3 separate regions of the Homo sapiens genome follow, and all the other regions are linked to region 2. Evidence: chromatin contacts called from ENCODE Hi-C data. All regions are on one chromosome and are shown on one strand. The core of a region is the stretch at or near the end of the contact, and the rest is flanking DNA. Distances in the headings are between cores, read along the strand shown.

Region 1 (3,077 bases), core at 574-3,073, 630 kb after region 2:
GCTATGAGCTAGAAGAGGCTGACAGGGCCTGGTCTTGTGCTGACCTGGTGGATTTGGAAAGGAAGGAAAATATGTATCAGAACCACTCATGTTCGCTCGCTCCTGCCGAGGGGAACAGAAGGGGCAGGCTGGGAGGAGAGATAGGGGAATCACAAAATTTAAGGGCATTAGCTTTGGAAATCTTCTTAGAAAAACAACTCTGGCAAGCCCTTGGATTATTGATGCGGAAAGCAAGGCCAAGGGATGAAAAGGAACTTGTTTGGGATCTCATAGTAGAAGGTCCAGGGCTGGAAACTAGGCCTCCTAAATGCCTGAGCCAGTCAGTCTTTCTACTATGAGACTGACTTCTCTGTCTCCCTGTAACATCCTCAGAATATTGGAGTTGAAATTGGTCTGTTCCAAGTCTTCAGATCCACGAAGAGACATACTTAGCTTTTAGCAGCTGAGTATTCCCAAGGAAAAACATCAACCACTACACTTCAGGTGGGCTGGCTACTTGCTGTATGTCAAGTATTCATCCAAGCATTGTGTACAGTCACTCATTCCGCCCTTGCAACACTACGACAGCACCAATTATCATCTCCAATTGTATATAGATACTGCCGCACAGGGAGGCTCAGAAACTTGCCCAAGGTCACACAGATGGGAAAGGGCAGAGCTGGGTTGCAAACCCAGTCCGACTCCAGGGCCCGCACACTTAACCACCATGCTCTGCTGCAAAGACAAGCCCAAAGACAGAGCACATCTTGGGGTTTCCAATAACAGAACACTTGGACCCAGGGTAGGGCTGGGGGTTGAGCAAAGTGGGGAAGGCACTTCCAGCCTTTGCTGTCAGAGGTATATAAGGTCTGCCACATAAGAGAGGCTCAAGTGCACAACCCTTAGCCGCTTTCGTGAAACCAGTTGACTACCTGATACCAATTTATATCCAACCCACTGCTTGAGGCACCTGAATTCAAGGTTCTTGCTGGGAACAGTCTCAGATCACCCAAAAGCCAAGGTACAAACAGATTCTCCTTAATTACTTGAAAGAATAATACTGTTTAGAAAGTATTCCTTGTATTTTAAGTATTTTAATCTTAAAAAGAATACTTTTAAAATCATCAAAAGAGTATCAGAACCTTGTTGGGCCTCCTTAAACTATTTTGAACTACATCTGAAGGTCGAGACAACTTAGGGCCTCTGGAGTTCTTAGTCCAGCACCCTGGGAAAAGGAGTTTCTTTTTCCCCTCCTTCTATAGATGGTCTCCCACAATCAGGTGGGCAACCAGGGATTGAGCTTTAATATGACCACACAATGTCTGACCCAGTTCCTAAAAGGGTGCCCTCCTTATAAAATGATTTCTAAGTTCACCAGAGCACTTAGAGCTCACCTACTGTGTGTGCCAGGCAAATCTGCATGGGATGAGACGAGAATGGCAAGCCAATGATATTGATTTAATTGGACAAATTCTGGCCAGTGGGGCTAGGAAATGTCTGTTTTTATTTTCAATGTTGTTCTAAAAACTGAGAAAGCACAAGAGTTACCAAAGACTAAGCAGGGTTTTTAATGCCCCTTAGAATTAAAGAGGAGGGAGAGAGGAGAATAAAAGGCAGAAGAAGAAAGCAGAGCCCAAAATAAGCCTGCAGTAGAGCCTGTCCAACAGCTCTGTGCCCCTTGACCACACCCAGCCTCTAGAACCTAGTCCTAGGCCTGGGGCCCCTTGGAGAAGGGGTTTACAGTAATGACAGGTCACTGGCAAATCAACCCCAGAACTCCCATGGGTTTTGACTTGAAACCACAAACACCGCTTGTGAGGCACTGTAGCTTCCGTGACATGTGAGAGGCTCACAGGAGCTGCTAAACTGAAAGACCACCCTGGCTATTTGGAAACTCTGAATAAAGAATACAGCAGTAGGCTTCTCCCTTGTCTACCCAAGCCAGGTGCCCTTTGGGTACATCCTCTGCACCTGCCTCTGAGGCCACACTTTGATCATTCTCCTCCTACTTGTCCTCACCCAGAGATTTCTGTGAAACACTTACAGCATTCATTCTCTAAGGGTGGTCTGAGAAACCCTGAGAGGTCTTCCCTTTTCCAGGGGAAAATTCTTATGCTCCAACTAAAACGGCATATTACAACAGACCGCATGTAAGAGCAGTTGTGAGGATCCTGCTTCTATCAAGCCAGAGAGTTAAAAATGCTTGGAAAAAAATGCAGAACACTGCCACTCTTCTCACTAAATGTGTTTTGGTTTGGAAAATAGTTACATCTCATTTAAAAATGCCATGTTAACATGTAAGGGTTTATTATTGTTTATGACTTTAAAAAGATGTCATAGGAGGTATTTTTAAAAATTTATCAGTTTTACTTTCTAATATGATAAATGTTTACACATATATGTATATATAACTATATACATATATATGTATATATAACTATATACATATATATGTATATATAACATATACATATATATGTATATATAACATATACATATATATGTATATATAACTATATACATATATATGTATATATAACTATATACATATATATGTATATATAACTATATACATATATATGTATATATAACTATATACATATATATGTATATATAACCCACATAAGTGAAAGCTCTTTGGGGGTCCTCTATAACTTTGAAGATGTAAAAGAGTCCTGGATCCACATAGTTCGCCAACAGCTGACTTAGGGAACCGGGGGCAAGGCTGGACGCAGTTGCTCGCACCCACTCCCTTTCCCTTCTCCCTTAGTCTATGAGCTAAGAGGGGCACATGTAAATGACAGTCATAGTGGAAGTAGCATGAATCCAGGGTGGGAGGAAGCAACTGCATCTTCATGTGTGATGCAGCTGTGCATCCAAAATGCACAAAACACACGGAGTATGGGGAGGATTGAGAGTCAGTGGCACGTTTTAGAGGTAAGGACCAGAATGGGCAGGATGATGTCCTTCTGAGCAAAGTGCTCAACTTCCTCCTCTCTCTCTTTTTTTTCTTTTTTTTTCTTTTTTTTTTTTTTTTTTTTTTTTGAGACAGAGTCTTGCTCTGTCGCCCAGGCTGGAGCACAGTGGCGCGATCTCTG
Region 2 (3,199 bases), core at 406-2,905:
TGTGGCCCAGGATGGCTTTGAATGTAACTCAACATAAGTTTGTAAATTTTTTGGCTATTTTTTTTTATAGCTCATCAGCTATCGTTAGTGTTAGTGTATTTTATGTGTGGCTCAAGACAATTCTTCTTCCAATGTGGCCCAGGGAAGCCAAAAGATTGGACACCCCTGGTCTAGAGTGAACATAGCCTCAGTACTAAGACAATACCCCTTTAGTTTTCTACCTGATGCCCCGTGTGCTATAAGGCCTTTCCACTCTAGCTAGTGAGAACACCATATATTCCCAGCCTAGTTGAGCTTCAAGAGTTTTCTGCCTATGTCTTCCTGGTGACTATGTCTCTGGCCTCAGGTAACTTCCTCTACATATGTAGATATACTCAACCAAAGACTTGAGAGTACCCCTCTGCAGGTCTCTGTGCAGCACCTCCTTCTCTGATCTTCTGCCCTTGTCCACCAAACCCCAGCCTCTGACCACTCAACTCAAGACTGCTGGCTCTCTGGGCTGTAACCTGGTAACTGTCTGTAGGTAACGAGTTGTTCCTGTGATGCATGCAGCTCACCTTGTTTATTTTCCTTCTCCTAAGGTCACAGTCCTGTGCTCCCTCTTACACAATGACTTGAGGTGGCCCTTAGACAGATTTCTGGAGCTCTTTCTGTCTTTGGCTCTATTATGTACTTTCCCCAGGAAAGTCCTGCCACCTCAGACTCCCTGAACCTTGATCTCTATCTCTTAAAGTCTAGGAGCCCACTGTGCTCTGCTTGGGCCTTCCCTGTCTCGGTTGTGGTCCAAAACTCATCTCTATGAAGAAAGCAGCACAATTGTTGGGGCAATTAATGTATGAAAACAATCACTTTATATTTTATCCAGTTAAATTGTTTATGATAGCAGGGAAAGTCTGATTCTAATTATGCTGTCTGGATGTGGAAGTGTGAATTACTCTATTTTTCACTTTTAGAATTTCTGTTGTGTTCTTTCTTAAATATGCCCTATCCTTTGCAATATGTCTGTCTATTATGATTTCTCCTCCTTTCTTCTCTTTGAATATTGTAGATATCCTTAATTTAAAGCATTTTTGTATTTTTCTATTCTCTGTATTTCTTTAGATGTGGTTTCTCTAATTCATTGCATCCCAGAGCTCTCTCTTCCCTAGTTCTTTGTCTCCTCTTGAGGATTGTACATTTTTTCTAAGAACTCATCTTCAGTGGGAGTTTTTTCCACAGGCATCAAGTGCACTGGTTTGTGGAGGTTTCTTGTGACAAGGGGCACATTTCATTCTACCAAGGGCCCAGTAGTTTCAATTTATATAAGAATTTCTCAGTTGGGGTTTTCCACATAGACAGGATAATGTAAATTCACACAATAGCATTAGCAAGGTTCAGAGATGTGCTTCCTGTGTCTTTTTTTCTCCCATAGCACAGAGTAGTTGACTTGCTTCTTTGCTGCTTCATCGTCTTAGTGGTAAGGGTATTCTAATTTTCATTTTATGGACTGGCTGTCAGATTTATTAAAGAGCCCATTTCTAGGTGCCAGTGTTGCATGGGACTTTAGACTCAAATCCAGAACCCTGGTATGTGCTAAAATCATGGCCCTCCCCCTAGGGATTTACCCCATTCTGTCTCCTCCATAAGTCACTGGGTTTAGCTCTTACTCACTACATTGATTTTCAATATTCTATTTATTTCCTCTCCCCGAGGATTTCTCTCTCTCTCTCTCTATCTCTCTCTCTCCCCCCCTTCTCTCTCTGTGTGTGTGTGTGTGTGTGTGTGTGTGTGTGTGTGTTTGAGACAGGGTCTCACCCTGTCTCTCAGGCTGGATGGAGTGCAGTGGCCTGATCTCAGCTTACCACAGCCTTAACCTCTCAGGCTCAAACAATCCTCCTACCTCAGCCTCCCAAGTAACTGAAACTATAGGCACGTGCCACCATGCCCTGCTAATTTTTTGTATTTTTTTGTAAAGTTGCTCAGGTTGGTCTCGAACTCTGCCTGCCTCAGCCTCCCAAAGTGCTGGGATTACAGGCGTGAGCCATCACAACTGGCCCAGGATTTCTCTTTCTTAATTTCAATCTCAGTTATGTATTTTTAAATTAATTTTTAAATTTATAATTGACACATAATTCTACATATTTCAGTGATACATTTAAAAATTAATTTGGATTCATTGTATCCATTTTTCTAATTATTTTGTGTGGGATGAGATGGCTTCAAAAGTCAGCCTTGTCATGATGTTGCCTTGATGTGTACTTATATGTAGTGTTAAGTACAACATAGTATTTCTCGAGTCATACATTTTCAGGAAGTGTCAATAGTCTTTAACTTCTTTTTTTATTGTTAATGGTTACATTCTTTTTTCTTTTTTACAAATAATTTTAACTTTTATTTTAGATTCAAGGGATGTGCAGTTTTATTGCATGGGTATATTATGGAATGCTTAGATTTGAATTATCCCATTACCCAGATAGTGAGCATAATACTCAACAGTTAGTTTTTCAACCCTTGCCTCCTTCCCCCTTCTATTAGTCCCGAGTGTCTATGTCCATGTCCCGAGTGTCTATGTCCATGAGTACTCAATGTTTAGCTCCCACTTATATGTGAGAACATGCAGTATTTGGTTTTCTGTTCCTGCATTAATTTGCTTAGTATAATGGCTTCCAGCTGCATCTGTGTTGTTGCAAAGAACATGGTTTCATTCTTTTTAATGGCTGTGTAGTATTCCATGGTGTATATGCACCACATTTTCTTTATCCAATCCACCATTGATGGACACTTAGGTTGATTCCATGTCTTCGCTATTGTGAATAGCATGGTGATAAATATACAAGTTCATATGTCTTTTGGTAGAATGATTTATTTTCTTTTGGATATATATACCTAAGTAATGGGGTTGCAGGATCAGATTATGCATTTTCTTTTGGATATATACCTAGTAATGGGATTGCTGGGTCAGATGGTAGTTCTGTTTTAAGTTTTTTGAGAACTCTTCAAACTGCTTTCCACAGTGGGTGAAACAATTTACATTCCCACCAACAGTGTATAAGATTTCCCTTTTCTCCACAGCCTTGCAAGCATCTGTTGTTTTTTGAGTTTTTCATAATAGCCATTCTGACAGGTATGGGATGGTATCTCATCATGGTTTTGATTTTCATTTTTCTGTTGATTAGTGATGTTGAGCATTGTTTCATACATTTCTTGGCCACTTATATGT
Region 3 (3,517 bases), core at 12-2,511, 670 kb after region 2:
TAGATCTTGCCATTCCACTACTAGGGATCTATACTACAGAAATCCTTACACACACACTCGAAGATACTGTACAAGATATTTGTGAGATCTATATAAATAGTAGAAAAAGGGGGGGAGGGTAGTCCTTCAGTGCAAATGAGGTTAAAAGACAAATAAAAAAGAAAGGAGGTGAGAAATATCCATCCACAGCAGATAAATTGTGGTACATCATACTATAAAATACTCTGCAACTATTTAGAAAAAGAATGATAGTTCTATGAGTTTGATCATGGAAATTCACAAGATATGCTAAGTGAAAAAAGCAAGCTGTATGTTGTTTCATGGGTATGAAAAAGTCTGTCAGTTGCACAACAATGTGAACATACTAGTGAAGTTTACAGTTAAAAATGTTTAAGATGGTAAATTTTCAGTTAAGTGTATTTTATCACAATTTTTTAAAAGCAGGTTGCAGAACAATATGCCTAATGATTCCATTTGTACTTGTTATAACTGCCAAAGAAACTTCTCAGTTGTGCTTATAAGTATATTTGTATCTAGATAAATTTTCAGAAACTTTTTGGATAAAAATTTCAAAAAAAATAAAGCTGTTCAATGAAGTTTTTTCTGGAGAGGGAATTGGCATCACTGAGGTGGAGACGTTATAAAGAGAAAGGTTCACGCCTCACTCTGTATGTCTATATATGTACATATAATGTCTTGTTTGAGTTACTAAAATTACTTGTGTTAATTTTCCTTTAGATGCTTTCATCCATCCAACAGATACTAAGCACCTACCCTGAGTCAGCTGTCATTTTCAGAGCCTGAAATAAGCCGATCAGACTGAATTTCTCGTCTACCCTTTCTCTTCCTTGCACACTGGCTCAAAGAATGCCTGGCTGTCATCCTTCCCCTCCTGCCCTCGACCCTCCTGTGGGTGGGTAGGGCTAGAGTCTCACTATGAGGACCATTTCCTTAGAATAGGTTTGTGACCAGAAAAGGAGACAGCTGAGTGCCAGAAAACCAAAGGCCCCTCTAGGTCTTACTACAAATACCAGGTCTCTCTGCACCACAGACTCCAGCTAACCAAGGTCTCTGTCTTAGACTTAGATGAGATCGTGGTTTCTTTCAAAAGTAAACCTTTGACTGGTGAATTCAGAACCACATGTCTCCAGATCAGAAGGTAAGGGCTAGGAGAACTCAGCTCATTCTGAAACTTGAGGCCTTATTACCCCAAGAGGCAGTAGCTGTTTGAGGAACAAGAGACCCACAGCTGCCTGGACAGAGGAAGGAGCAAGATCACGTTTCACACACTCGGACAGCAGTAGTCAGAGCTAGTAACTGCCCGGGGCTAGGACCAGAGCCACCCAGACAGGATGCTCATTTGCATAACTTGTACAGATACTTTGCATATCAGGGTCCTGGAAACACTACTACCCTAGGATCAGAGAGGTTGAGACTAGTATTTGGTCACACAGGACCTCAGAGACAAAACCAAAACCAAGGGGTGGGGGAGGACTTAGGAAGGGAGGACTCATGAAGGGGGAAAGTGGAAAGTCAGTCCTGGTATTTCACTTGCAAATCCTGGCAGGGGTGTGGGATGGCAGTAGGAAACTTTACTGTCCCTGAGAGCAAGAAAGTTATGCAAACAAATGCATTTGCATGGCAGCCCTGGTCCCTAAAAATGACTTATCAAACACAGGTTCCACCACCTTGGCAGCCCCACCTGAAATCCTGCAGGCTTGACAGCCAAAAGACTTCCTGGCCAGAGGCTCTGGGCAGTAACTTACCTTCCAAGCAATTATGACTCCCTCTAGAGGAGACAAGTAAATTCCAAGGTAATTCTGGGTTCCAGATGGTGGTGTGTTAAAAATGGAAAGGGTGGACGCCAAGTATATTGACATTTTTGTGTGTGAGTGCCAGGGAGGCTCCCAAGGGCTCCACTTTTAAACTGAGTGGAGTAAGAACCATGAGGACAAAGGGATGAGAAAGGCCTTTTAGTGGCAGAGGGAAGAGGGGCAAGGAAGCCCCTAACAATTGCTCATCCTGCTCTTCCAGGAGGGCTCTCAATTTCATGTAATGTCATCATTTTCCATGATGATTCAGAAAGTGCCTAACTACAAAAGATCTAAGTTTAAGGTGTACCACTGTAACACTTTTTAAAAAATTAATGAATTGAGTGAAACGTGGCAAAAGCCCCATCAGCCCACATCCCCAAATTTTGTTTTTCAGGGAGCAAACATCATTTATGAGGCAAATCCAAGTTGGAGGGGCTGGAAAGGGAAAATGGACAGAAAACACCAAGGGCACCCCACAGAGAGGAGTAAATCAGATTTCCATGAGCAGAACCCATGAGGGGTCAAAGGTCAAGCTAACGAGATGAGCAGACAGACAGCAGTTCAGACCACAAGACAGGAGGGGTGAACCTGTTGGAGAAGGAAGGATCTAGCTCTTGCAGAGAGAAGTGAGAGCAGAAATGCAATGGGGAAATCTCCATCATGCTATTCCATTTTCTGCCATCAAAACTGTCAGTCAGGTGCCAGCTTGAAGGGCTGCTAGGAAGCTCTCCTGGGTCTCTAACAGAATAGCTCCACCTTATGCACTCCAACCACCTCTGCTCCTGTTCTGGAGAGCATCAGTTCTTCTGTTACAGCGATGCCCGCCACTTCTCTATGCTGAGCTCCACAAAGGCTAGACCCACTTCTGGACTCATCTGTGTGTCTCCGAAGTCCTAAGCACTGGGCATGACACAGAGGAGGTGCTCAAGATGAGCTGAATGTTGAAAATGTGACATTTTTACTCTTGGATAGTGGCTGAAGGTCTTCTTTTTAAAGAGCAGCCTAGGCTGAAAAGGCCAAGGCACTGACCTGTCTGAATGGTGGCCCAGAGCCCAGGGGGCAGTCCTATCTTTCCACACGAGTTGCACTTCCCCCACCTTTCCAAGTCTTGGCACAGCCTCATTTAATCTTCACATGCCTGGGTGGGGGAGGACTGAAATCCTCCCCAACAAGGCATAGATGTGAGATCTTCGTCCAGAGGACGAGGATCCAGGGTGTGGTTTATTTTGTCATTTTGGTTTTTTCACCTCACTCATGCTCATCTGAAAACCTCTGGGGCCCTAAGAGGCTGCCCTATGCCACCTGGGCTTGAATGACACATTGTTCTCAGTCTGGAACAGCCCCTAATGTGTCCAGGCCTGTGGGTACAGGGAAAGGGAAGACAAAGCCACTTGCTGCTGCACACAGGCATTTTGTATCTCCCCAACTAGGTTCTCAAGGGCAGGAACTGTGCCCTACACTTCATTTGTTTCTCCCAAAGCACAGGACATACACCAAGTGCCTGGATTATCTAGTGGTCGAGTATGCTGGGGAGCCACACTGTTCTGACTGAGTGCAGGGAGACGACAGGAAGATGAAGTGAGCAAAAGGACCCAGGGGCGGCTGGAGCCCCTAAATGTAGGCTTCCAGAGACAGAGCCCGAAAGGAGCTGCATTCTCAGGGCTGAGGATGCGGTGGCTGCCCCTCAAAGCCTCCCCTGTCCC

Evidence for each region. Hi-C counts contacts between places; a loop is a spot of excess contacts on that map. Pooled maps may share reads with other maps.
Region 1: a loop to region 2 is called in a map with no recorded cell type, with 5 times the contacts of the local background. The contact joins two enhancer-like sites. A Hi-C loop is called at or near these places in 5 of 37 single-sample maps with no recorded cell type and 4 of 50 pooled maps.
Region 3: a map of GM12878 shows a loop between it and region 2 (7-fold over the local background). The contact joins two enhancer-like sites. A Hi-C loop is called at or near these places in 1 of 168 maps with a recorded cell type or tissue (GM12878), 2 of 37 single-sample maps with no recorded cell type and 4 of 50 pooled maps.

Annotation. Positions count from the first base shown.
Region 1 is chr1:206,781,362-206,784,438 of GRCh38, reverse strand. The region is part of intron 1 of IL19 (interleukin 19); the gene reads right to left. Among named protein-coding and RNA genes, the nearest start is that of IL10, 10 kb to the right of the region's middle. RefSeq lists an enhancer at 36-95. Within about 2 kb of position 1,823, at least 3 of the 41 ENCODE cell types and tissues checked have a DNase peak (open chromatin) inside an H3K27ac peak, as active enhancers do.
Region 2 is chr1:207,410,492-207,413,690 of GRCh38, reverse strand. All of the region lies in intron 1 of LOC124904498 (a long non-coding RNA gene), which reads left to right. Among named protein-coding and RNA genes, the nearest start is that of CR2, 42 kb to the left of the region's middle. Within about 2 kb of position 1,655, at least 2 of the 41 ENCODE cell types and tissues checked have a DNase peak (open chromatin) inside an H3K27ac peak, as active enhancers do; they include GM12878, where a contact is called at or near this core.
Region 3 is chr1:206,737,420-206,740,936 of GRCh38, reverse strand. No RefSeq gene overlaps it. Among named protein-coding and RNA genes, the nearest start is that of IL19, 32 kb to the left of the region's middle. RefSeq lists silencers at 1,277-1,386, 1,417-1,466 and an enhancer at 3,121-3,170. Within about 2 kb of position 1,261, at least 5 of the 41 ENCODE cell types and tissues checked have a DNase peak (open chromatin) inside an H3K27ac peak, as active enhancers do; they include GM12878, where a contact is called at or near this core.